Linked DNA regions of Homo sapiens: region 2 is linked to region 1. Evidence: read pairs that join two places in POLR2A ChIA-PET (ENCODE). Cell type or tissue: Caco-2. All regions are shown on one strand. Links, peaks and the distances in the headings refer to the core of each region. The heading gives the core; the rest is flanking DNA. Region 1 overlaps GGA2 (golgi associated, gamma adaptin ear containing, ARF binding protein 2). Region 2 overlaps ERN2 (endoplasmic reticulum to nucleus signaling 2).

Region 1 (4,000 bases), core at 1-4,000:
AAAAAAAAAAAAAAAGGTGGTGCCCGTCAGTGCTGTGTCTCTTTCACTTGGCAGCCAGGGAGGAGTGAGAAGGCTCTGGATTCTGTGAGGGGAGCTTGGGCCATGCCTCCTGTTCTCTGCCTCTCCTGTTCTCTCCCTGCCTCCCCCTGTTCTCTTCCTGCCTCTGCTCTTCTCTCCCTCCAGGTCCAGTCACATGCTGAAGTCAGAATTCTTTTGAGGTGTCAACCTTGACCTTGTAGTGAACTGAAACAGAAGCTTAAATGGTGTAGACTTTAGGTGATTCAGACACATAATCGCTGAGAATCACTGCTTTAAATAATTTATTTGATGAGTTTCTATGTTGTACGTATGGGTAAGGCACTGTAGGGAAGATATGGCTTCTGCCCTTAAGGTTTCATTCTCTTTAGGTAGGACAAGACATGTCTACATATTACAGTAAAAGCCAGAGACTGTACGTAATAATAAACAATTATCCTTTGTAGACCTCTTACTGCATGCTGCTGTACTAAGCATTTTAGACCCTTCCCCTTTAAATCACATGACAGTCCCATGAGGAAGGTACTATTTTCCTTGTTTTATTTTTTGTAAACATATTTGTAGAGATGGGGCCTCACTATGTTGCCCAGGCTTGTCACGAAGTCCTGGGTTCAGGCGATCCTCCTACCTTGGCCTCCAAAGTGCTGGGATTACAGGCATGAGACACTGTGCCCAGACTGTTTTTATTATTATTTTTGAGACGGGGTCTCATTTTGTCCCCCCAGGCTGGAGTGCAGTTGCACAATCATAGCTCACTGTAGCCTCCACCTCCTGGGCTCAAGTGATGCTCCTGAGTAGCTAGGACTGCAGGTGTGTGCCACCATGCCTGGCTTTTTTTTTTTTTGGAGACAGAGTCTCACCTTGTCACCCAGGCTGGAGTGCAGTGTCACGATCTCAGCTCACTGCAACCTCTGCCTCCCGGGTTCAAGCGATTCTCCTGCCTCACCCTACTGAGTAGCTGGGATTATAGATGCACGCTGCCACGCCCAGCTAATTATTTGTATTTTGGTAGAGACGGGATTTCACCGTGTTGCCCAGGCTGGCCTCCAACTCCTGAGTTCAGGCAATCCACCCTCCTCGGCCTCCCAAAGTGCTAGGATTAAGGCATGAGCCACTGCGCCCAGCCTTCTGACTAATTTTTTTTAAAAATTTCTGTGGAGATTGGGTCTCGTTATGTTGCTCAGGCTGGTCTCAACCTCCTAGGCTCAAGCGGTCCTCCTGCCTTGGCTTCCCAGAGTGCTGGGATCATAGGCATGAGCTGCAGCACCTGGCCCTATTTTCTTTATTTTATAGTTGAGGAAACTGAGGCTCAGCGAGTCCAAGTACATGTGACTAATGGGTGTAGCTGGAGATCCCTATCGGAGAAGGGGCAGATAAAATATCTGTTCAGAGGAGGAGGAGACAGCTTTTGTTTTATGGGGACGGGAGATAAAAAGGTCAGAGAAGTCTTTAGGGTGGAATGTGACTTGGGACTCAAGGGTAGATAGGATTTTAAGATACGGAACATGGGAGAGAGCTTTGCGGGGGTGGGGAGGAGAATATAGGAATCAATCACTGATCCTTCCCTCGCCCTTGTGTTCTCTCTTCACTTAGAATGGAGTCAGTGGGCAGGAAGATGGTGATTACCTGTCCGTTGACCCTCCCTATCTAGACACATGACTTCCACGTGACATAAATGTGACTGCAGTCAGGAAAAATTCAACTCGGACTGTGCTGTGTTGAGTAATCAGAGGGAGAAGCAGTGGGGTTGGCGCAGCGGGAGGAAGTTTTCTGCAGGAGCTGGAAATTCAGATGGGTCTGGAAGAATATGGATAGGGCACTGAGAGGAACAGAGTGGACACTCGGGCCAGGAGGATAATAATGTCAGAAGTACTGCCCCGAGAAGCAACGCCTCATTTCCAGAGCCTAAAAGAGCTGCTCTGTCAGAACCAGTACGGTTTCTCATCAGAGAGGCTGGGCAGGCCAGGACCAGATGGCCAGAGGGGAGTTGGAAGGGTGGTTGTTTTTTTTTTTTGTTTTTGAGGCAGGATCTTGCTCTCCCACCCAGGTTGGAGTGCAGTGGCATGATCTTGGCTCACTGCAGCCGCAGTCTTTCCACTTCAGCTTCCTGAGTAGCTGTGACTACAGTCACATGCCACCACGCCCAGCTAATTTTTTTTTTTTTTTTTTAGATGGAGTCTCGCTCTGTTGCCCAGGCTGAGTACAGTGGTGCCATCTCAGCTCACTGCAACCTCCACCTCCTGGGTTCAGGCAATTTTCCTGCCTTAGCCACCTGAGTAGCTGGGATTACAGGAACACTCCACCACGCCCAGCTAATTTTTTGTATTTTTAGTAGACACAGGGTTTCACCATGTTGGCAAGGCTGGTCTCAAACTCCTGAACTCAAGTGATCTACCTGCCTCGGCTTCCCAAAGTGCTGGGATTACAGGCGTGAGCCATCGCGCCTGGTCTTAATTTTTTAAAATTTTAGTAGGCATGTGATTTCCCCATGTTGCCCATGCTGGTCTCAAACTCCTGGGCTCAAGCGATGCACCTCAGCCCCATGAAGTGCTGGGATTACAGGTGTGAGCCACCATGCTGCCACTGGAAGTTTTATGAACGGTCAAGATGGTATTCCTTCTGGTGGTGTGTTCTTGTCTTCCTGTCACACAGCTGAGACACTTCCAGGTGGCCTCTCTTCTGTCTCCGCTTGTCACAGGCCAGGTGGGGGCATCCCAACTCGAGTGTGAAGCCAACACCCGGGCCAACCTCTGCACTAAAAGTGGAGCCGCTTTCAGGGGAATAACTTGTCAGTTAATTTTTTTTTTTTTTTTTTTTTTTTTGAGACAGAGTCTCCCTCTGTCTCCTGGGCTGGAGTGCAGTGGCGCAATCTTGGCTCACTGCAACCTCCACCTCCCAAGTTCAAGCGATTCTCCTGCCTCAGCCTCCCAAGTAGCTGGGATTACAGGCATGGATCACCATGCCTGGCTAATTTTTTTGTATTTTTAGTAGAGATGGGGTTTCATCATGTTGGTCAGGCTAGTCTCAAACTTCTGACCTCAAATGATTCCCCCCACCTCGGCCTCCCAAAATGCCGGGATTACAGGCATGAGCCACTGTGCCCAGCCAGCTTGTTAATTTGCTGGTTCATTCAATCAGCAAATATTCAGTAAGGGCATACCATGTGCCCAATGCTGTGCTGGGTGGTGGTAGGCAGCGCAGGCACAATTCCTCTCCTTCCAGCTGTCTGCCCACTGGTCTGATCCTGTAGATCTGTGATAAGACAGCTCTTGGCCACCATGTGTATGGGGAGGGGTGTAAATTTCTTCCTATTATGTACTCTCTAACTTTATTATTTATTTGACAGACAAAGCCACAGACCCAAGCATGTCGGAACAGGATTGGTCAGCTATCCAGAATTTCTGTGAGCAGGTGAACACTGACCCCAATGGGTAAGGTAACTTCTCACACACATAGTTGACTCTGGGGGCACCCCACACTGAGTGTAGGCCTTTGTCTCTCAAGACTGTTTTAGGGTTAAGCTCTCTAGGCAAGGATCGGTGGCTCATGCCTATAATCCCAACAGTTTGGGAGACCAAGGCAGGAGGATTGCTTGAGCCCAGGAGTTTGAGACCTGCCTGGGTGACAGAGTGAGAGACTCTGTCTCAAAAAAATAGAAATGCAGTCAGGCTGGCATTCATTCTCTCATTTTCCCCTATAATCCTGAGAACATTATTTTTCTAAAATTAGCAAATTCATGTGGGGGAAAAAAAACACAGGATAGCTCACTTGCAACTGGCAGTTATTAATTTTAAATACTGTTATAAAACACTAATGCTGAGGAGAACTCTGAATGTTACTGATAGACTATAGACACGTTACCTAATTAAAAGAGATCTGTGTATTCTCCACCATTTAAATGTAATTTTAAGAAAAAGGAAAAGGGGAAGGTTTTATTGAATTCTGTTTCCACAGCATCTGGATA
Region 2 (7,817 bases), core at 1,922-5,921, 200 kb before region 1:
CTTCCTCATACCTTGGCCCCACCCTGCCGTCACCTTCTCAGGCGGAAGTCTATGCCACACTTGGCTTGATACTCCAGTGCTGTTCGCAATGTCCGCCTCTGTGGTCATTGTGCCTTAGCCCAGAGGAAAACAGCTCCCCTTCCTCAGGGGTCAGCTCTTTTAGAGGGCCCTGCAGCAGGATTTCCTGAGCCCTGAGCTGTTGTAGTTTTTGTCATTTTACTGGCCCTGGGTGGGTCCAAGTAATACTCACCCCACTGTACCCCAAAACGCCCATCTCCCTGGACCTTCGGACTCGAGTTGAGTCTGGCTCATCTTTACCTGGACAACCAGGACTCCATCTTTCCCCAGGATCATTCTTGTCAAAGTCCTCATGGACTATTTTATGGTTCACAAAATTACAGTGGAGTCACAGCCAACTTTCATTTAACTTGAATAAATTTGGCTGGGCACGGTGGCTCATGCCTGTAATCCCAGCACTTTGGGAGGCCAAGGCAGGGGGATCACTTGAGGTCAGGGGTTCGAGACCAGCATGGCTAACATGGTGAAACCACATCTCTACTAAAAATACAAAAATGAGTCTGGTGTGGTGGTGGGTGCCTGTAGTTCCAGCTACTGGGGGGTGGCTGAGGTACAAGAATTGCTTAAACCCAAGAGGCAGAGGTTGCAATGAGCCAAGATTGCGCCACTGCACTCCAGCCTGGGCAACAGAGCAAGACTCCACCTCAAAACAAAACAAAACAAAAAACCCACAAAAAACAAAAACAAAAACTTACACAAATTCATCTACATGTGCTTGGCTGGGCCTCCCTCAGGACCTCTGGCTGCATCATGTATTCAATAACAAGTGGATGCAATCCAGCCTGAACCAGGGATAACATTTCTATAGCGCTTACTGTATACCAGGCTATACCAGGCAGTGTTCTGAATCCTTTGAATGCATTAACTCATGAGATAACATTCCTGTGAGGTGAATGTTATTATAGAATTCTCCTTTTATGGAAGAGGAAACTAAGGCAGAAAGGTCTAGTGACAACTCCCATCCTTACCCCCGGCTCACAAAGCTAATAAGTGGCAGCTCAGGGGTCCAAATGCATGTGGCTGGCTCCAGCAAGTGCCCTAATTTCTGTGGGATGGTGCCCCTGTTTGAACAATACCTGGCAAATACCTGTGAAAGAATGTGACTGACTGTAAGTGTTCCCCAACCTGTGTAGAAGCAGCAGCAAAGTCCATCATGTGTATGCAGGATTTCCAGAGGTAATTCTGACTGTATGCCCTTTCTCCCTGACACGAGATTTTTGATTACTTTAGAATTGAGCTTGGGAGGCTTAGGTGGGAGGATTGCTTGAGCCCAGCCTGGGCAACATAGTGAAGCCCCATCTCTACAAAAATTAAAAATACAAAAAGATTAGCCAGGCATGGAGGCACATGCCTGTAATCCAGCTGCTTGGGGGGCTGAGGCAGGAGGATTGCTTGAGCCCAGGAGTTCGAGGTTACAGTGAGCTATGATCACGCCAGTGCACTCTAGCCTGGGTGACAGAGTGAGCCCCTGTTTCTAAAACAACAACAACAACGACAAAAACTCCCACATTTGCTGCCTCTCCATTATAATTATGCAAAAGGCTAAGCAAAGTGATAACAAATATCTGTGTGTGCAGACTGAGCCTCCCCAGCTCATATATCTGCATTGAAGGCCTTTGTGGCCTTAAGTCTGGCCTGTCTCTTCGAGGGTGCTTCTGAACATCTAATCCAGGAAACTCTAAGCAAGTGTTTACTCCATGCCGAGAGTACTGAGAGCAGACACACAAGAGCCTCTGAGTCCAGCAGAGCCAGTGACACAAAGAGGGCCCAGAAGGGTGACTGTCACCTGCAGTCAGATGAGCAGGGTTTGTTCAAGCAGCTCTGTCCCTGCTCTCTGATCTGCCTGTTTTTCCTATGTGTGGGTGATGTACTTCCAGCAAGGCCCTGCCTGAGCCCATCTACTCCAGAAAGTCCAGTGTATACCAAAGGTACTGCCTGCATCTTACTGACAGATGAGTATGAACTCTAAGCAAATAATCCAGAGGAATGCTAAGGTGCAACTTGGTGTTTTCTCACTGATCCCTAATGCTGATTTTATTATTATTATTATTATTATTATTATTATTATTATTAATTATTGAGATAGGGTCTTGCTGTGTCACTCAGGCTGAAATGTAGTGGCGTGATCTCAGCTCACTGCAACATCTGCTTCCCAGGCTCAAGCCAATCCTCCCACCTCAGCCTACTGAGTAGCTGGATGACAGGCACACAACACCATGCCTGGCTAGTTTTTTTTGTAAAGATGGGGTTTCATCATGTTCCCAGGCTGGTCTTGAACTCAAGTGATCCACCTTTCCCGGCCTCCCAAAGTGCTGGGATTACAGGTGTGAGCCACGGTGCCCAGCCCTAATGCTGATTTTCATTTACTCTTCCCAGAGCTGATTGTAAAAACTGAAGCTAAAAACTCTTATAAAGTAGAGTGTTCTCAGGACCACCGCACTGCACAACTCTAGGGGTGCCATATATGTTTTGCCATATGAATAGTGCCCGTTGGAGCTGAGCAGGACACAGCCTGCCCAGATTTGCCAGGGTCAGAGTGAGACGTCTCTCACAGGCTGCCCAAAGGGAAGGGCAGTAATTGTCCCAACCTACAGATCTTTGCCCACCTGAGCCGACCCCACCCATCCTAATGGGAAACCGAGGCCTCTAGGGGTACCCCTGCTGCCCTGGAACTAACTCTGGGCAGGTTAGCATCCAATGCCCACTGCTTCTGTCCGGTCCAGTCTTTTTTCTGTGGCTATACTCACTCTCATCACTCTTCCAACTGCCAGAACTCACCTTACCTTGAAGTTGAAGCTGATTCAGTGTCAATTAAAAGGATTCAGTTACAACTGGTGGAGGTGGGCAGAATGGCAGAGGATGTAAAGGGAAAACAAAGCAAAACAAAACAAACCTGTGCAGAAGATGCTGAAAGAGGGAGAGAAATAAAAGAGGATAATATAGCAAACATCACCTCCACCCGTTCTTTCCATATATCCATTTAATCCTCACAATAATATTGTGTGGGCTCTTTAGCTTTAGCTCCCCACTCTACAGATGAGAATACCGAGGGCACAGAAGTGAGGAATTTGCCTAAGTAGACAAAGAATCAGTGGCAGCACCAGGCATTGGATCCAGACAGTCTGGCACTTGGGCCCTTGCTCTTACCCACTGCACCAGGCTGAGCATGGGAGGGTGGAGGCCCAGAAAATGTCAAGGTGAGTCTGGACTGGGCCAGTGGCCGGCAAAGGTGGGCAGAGGCTCCCTGAGTCACCACCCTCCTCTCCCCCAGCTGAGCAACTCACCGTAGTGGGGAAGATTTCCTTCAATCCCAAGGACGTGCTGGGCCGCGGGGCAGGCGGGACTTTCGTTTTCCGGTGAGTGGCAGCCAGGAGCCAAGCTGGGGACATGGCACTCACAGCCCTCGTGGGCACTGTCCCCTGGAGAGACATTCTTTCAAAGACTCCCCGAGGTGGGTACAGGTTGATCCCTCACTCGCCAGTCCTGCTCTTTCCTTTATCTGTTTTTTTTTTTTTTTTTTTTTTTTTGAGTCTTGCTCTGTTGCCCAGGCTGGAGGGCAGTGGTGCAATCTCAGCTCACTGCAACCTCCGCTTCCCAGGTTCAAGCAATTCCGGGCCTCAGCCTTCCCAGTAGCTGGGATTACAGGTGTGTATCACCATGCCCGGCTAATTTTTATATTTTTTTTAGTAGAGATGGGGGTTTCACCATGTTGGCCAGGCTGGTCTCGAACTCCTGACCTCAAGTGACCCGCCCGCCTTGGCCTCCCAAAGTGCTAGGATTACAGGTGTGAGCCACCATGTTTGTCCCTTTATCTGCTTTCCCTGAATGCCCCCCTGCCCCCGCCATCACCCACTTTCCAGGGGACAGTTTGAGGGACGGGCAGTGGCTGTCAAGCGGCTCCTCCGCGAGTGCTTTGGCCTGGTTCGGCGGGAAGTTCAACTGCTGCAGGAGTCTGACAGGCACCCCAACGTGCTCCGCTACTTCTGCACCGAGCGGGGACCCCAGTTCCACTACATTGCCCTGGAGCTCTGCCGGGCCTCCTTGCAGGAGGTGAGTTGCATTGCGGTTCAGGGAGGGTGAGTGGGAAGGTCCGGGCTGGAGAGTGATGCTTTGGCCCTTGCTGCTGCTCAGTACGTAGAAAACCCGGACCTGGATCGCGGGGGTCTGGAGCCCGAGGTCGTGCTGCAGCAGCTGATGTCTGGCCTGGCCCACCTGCACTCTTTACACATAGGTACCCGCACTTCCCCTGCCTCCCGCTCCCTGTCCTTAGCCCCTGCCTTCCGCCCTCAGCAACCAGCTTTCTTTCTGCCCCTCTCCCACAGTGCACCGGGACCTGAAGCCAGGAAATATTCTCATCACCGGGCCTGACAGCCAGGGCCTGGGCAGAGTGGTGCTCTCAGACTTCGGCCTCTGCAAGAAGCTGCCTGCTGGCCGCTGTAGCTTCAGCCTCCACTCCGGCATCCCCGGCACGGAAGGCTGGATGGCGCCCGAGCTTCTGCAGCTCCTGCCACCAGACAGTCCTGTGAGTCTATCCACCAAGTCCTCCAGGCACACAGCTGCCCCAGGCTGCAGGAATCCGTCCCTGTCCCAGTTCCCCTCCTGAGGAGACTCCATGACACTTGCTGTGTGACTTTGAGCTGCTCCTCCAAGCTTGTTTCCCTTAAAGAAGGGATAATTTGTCCCTCCTTCTACAGCAGTATCAGGACTGTTTTGCCACCCAGGGGACATTAGGCAATGTCTGGAGACATTTTTGACTGCCATGACTTGGGAGGGAGGGGCTACTGGCATCTGCTGGAAATGCTGCTAAATGTCTTACAGGACAGGACAACACCCAACACAAAGAACTAACAAAATGCCAGTTGTGCTGAGGTTGGGAAACCCTGAGCTAGAAAATGGTTTGTAATCTTCACTGTGCTTCACAACCACTGCGCAACTTAAAAAAAGAATGCCCATTGCCGGGTGCGGTGGCTCACGCCTGTAATCCCAGCACTTTGAGAGGCCGAGGCAGGCAGATTGCTTGAGCTCAGGAGTTCGAGACCAGCCTGGGTAACCTAGGGAGACCTCGTCTCTACCAAAAGCACACACAATTTAGCCGGTGTGGGTGTGTGCATCTGTGGTCCCAGCTACTTGGGAGGCTGAGGTGGGAGGATCGCTTGAGCCTGGGAGGTGGAAGTTCCAGAGTCAAGATCACACTACTGCACTCTAGCCTGGACAACAGAGTGAGACTCTTTCTCTCAAAAAACAAAAAACAAACAAACAAACAAAACCCCAGGCCCCACACCCCGTGATTTTTACCTAATTGCCTGGGTCATTTTTATGTGGAGCCAAGTTCCAGAACCACTGGTATCGAAGGTTTTGGAGGGCATCAGATGAGCTAATTAGTTGATACACAGAGCAGCGTCTGACCCACACAGACACTTGCGTTTGGGACCCCTGAATTACGGATTTTGAGTCACAGTGTGTGGGCGGAAGTTGAAGCCAGAGAAATGGATGCCAATCACACAAAAGGACAGTCACCAGGGAAGGCTGCCCCCACTCCTAAAGTTGAGAGAAAGCTCAAAGTGGTGAGCAGGGCTCAAGGACTAAATGCATGATGTCATGAGACTATACAGTTTATATTTAAATTAGTGGCCTATATATATATATATTTTTTTTTTTTTGAGATGGAGTTTCGCTCTTGTTGCCCAAGCTGGAGTGCAGTGACATGATCTCAGCTCACTGCAACCTCCACCTCCTGGGTTCAAGTGATTCTCCTGCCTCAGCCTCCCTAGTAGCTGGGACTATAGGCAGGTGCCACCATGCCCAGTTAATTTTTGTATTTTTAGTAGAGATGGGGTTTATGCCATGTTGGCCAGGCTGGTCTCGAACTCCCAGCCCTCAGGTGATTCACCTACCTCGGCCTCCCAAAGTGCTGAGATTATAGGCATGAGCCACTGTGCTTGGCCCTATATATATATATTTTTGAGACAGGGTCTTGCTCTGTCATGGAGTGCAGTCATACCATCACAGCTTACTGCAGCCTTAAACTCCTGGGCTCAAGGGATCCTCTCACCTCAGCCTCCCAAGTAGCTGGGACTACAGGCACACAACATGGCACCCAGCTAATTTTTGTATTTTTTTGTAGAGGCAGGGTCTCACCATGTTGCCCACGCTGGTCTTGAACTCCTGGCCTCCCAAAGTGCTGGGATTACAAGGTGTCAGCCACATGCCTGGCCCAATATTTTAACATTTGAGAAATTCCACATAAAATTTGGATTTCTGGATTTTCTTTAAAAAAAAAAAAAATCAGAATCGCTTGAGGCCAAAAGTTCAAGATCGGGCTGGGTAACATAAGAAGACCCATCTCTACAAACAATTTAAAAATTGGTCAGGCATGGTGGCACATGCCTGTAGTCCCACCTACTCAGGCCGAGGTAGATTGCTTGAGCCCAGGAGTTTGAGGTTACAGTGAGCTGTGGTTGCGCCACTGCACTCTAGCCTGGGCAACATGAGCAAAGCCCCAACAAAAAAAAAAACAAAATCAGCTCTGCCACCCTGGAGAGTCCCCTGGTGACAACCGGTTGAAGCTAAGGACCAGCTGCCCCTGCAGAAAAAACCCATGCCAGGTCACCACAGTCCTCCTGATTGCCTTATTGCCTCATGTATGGCACCCACTTATGTAACCCTATACCCTGCAGGAATGAAGCTTGGAAACCTGAACTAGCTCAGTAAGGGCAAAGGTTTTGGATGAAAACCATGGGCCCCCTATAGTAGTGTAGAGGGGAGGGATCTAGAGCCAAGGAGATGCTGCCCAGGAAGCATCTTGAGTTCCAGTCTGAGCCAAACCCCTGGCAGCTCTATCAGCCCATGGGAGAATTTAGCCAGGCTGACTTCCTGGAAGCAGAGATTTCCTTCTCATGCCCATCTCTCTGGCTCCAGACCAGCGCTGTGGACATCTTCTCTGCAGGCTGCGTGTTCTACTACGTGCTTTCTGGTGGCAGCCACCCCTTTGGAGACAGTCTTTATCGCCAGGCAAACATCCTCACAGGGGCTCCCTGTCTGGCTCACCTGGAGGAAGAGGTCCACGGTGAGGGAGCCCTGGGCAGGGCAGAGAAGGGAGGACGGGCAAGACGCTAGGCAGGCCTGAAGCAGACTCTCCTCCTCCTCTTCCATCCTCCAGACAAGGTGGTTGCCCGGGACCTGGTTGGAGCCATGTTGAGCCCACTGCCGCAGCCACGCCCCTCTGCCCCCCAGGTGCTGGCCCACCCCTTCTTTTGGAGCAGAGCCAAGCAACTCCAGTTCTTCCAGGTCAGAAGGAAAGCTTGGGAATGGCCCCCAAAAGTCCTAAGTTTGGGTCCTGGGCAATAAGAAATGGGATATTAGATTAGCTGAGGGAAAACAGGAAGAGCTACCTGGTCCTGGGAGCCTGGCTCTTTCCCTAAACTGGGAGCCAGCCTGGACTCCTAAACTCCGCCATCTTGGCACTCTCTGGTCCATTCACTGCCAGCTTTGCCAGCCCCAGCTGCCCTTTGTATGGGAATATAGCCCATTCCTTTCCACCCGAGTCATCATTCATGCTGTGCCAGTAGCCCACTGCACTTGAGTGAACTTGAGCAAGAGACTTCATGCCTCTGAACTGCAGTTTGCTCAATCTGTAGAATAGGGACAGCAGTACCAAGCTCATAGGTTGGTGGTAAATAACAGAGGCGTGGCACAGAGAAGCTTCACGCCCCCAGAGGCAATGATCCTTGTCAGTCACC

Evidence for each region. Peaks named below come from ENCODE experiments on the same cell type or tissue, not always from the same donor. Only the 100,000 strongest peaks of a DNase experiment are listed, where the experiment ranks them.
Region 2: POLR2A ChIA-PET joins it to region 1 with 5 read pairs; 2 of 35 experiments call an interaction of 5 or more read pairs at or near these places.

Annotation. Positions count from the first base shown.
Region 1 is chr16:23,495,161-23,499,160 of GRCh38, reverse strand. It overlaps GGA2 (golgi associated, gamma adaptin ear containing, ARF binding protein 2), which reads left to right. Exons shown (of 17, transcript NM_015044.4): 2 at 3,383-3,467. Among named protein-coding and RNA genes, the nearest start is that of GGA2, 13 kb to the left of the region's middle. In Caco-2, for the core only: no CTCF peak of the experiment used is centred there; a DNase peak (open chromatin) is centred at 1,700; H3K4me3 peaks cover 712 bases.
Region 2 is chr16:23,691,511-23,699,327 of GRCh38, reverse strand. ERN2 (endoplasmic reticulum to nucleus signaling 2) reads left to right here. Exons shown (of 22, transcript NM_033266.4): 14 at 3,350-3,434; 15 at 3,939-4,128; 16 at 4,210-4,309; 17 at 4,401-4,600; 18 at 6,997-7,144; 19 at 7,238-7,365. Among named protein-coding and RNA genes, the nearest start is that of PLK1, 17 kb to the right of the region's middle. In Caco-2, for the core only: no CTCF peak of the experiment used is centred there; a DNase peak (open chromatin) is centred at 4,221.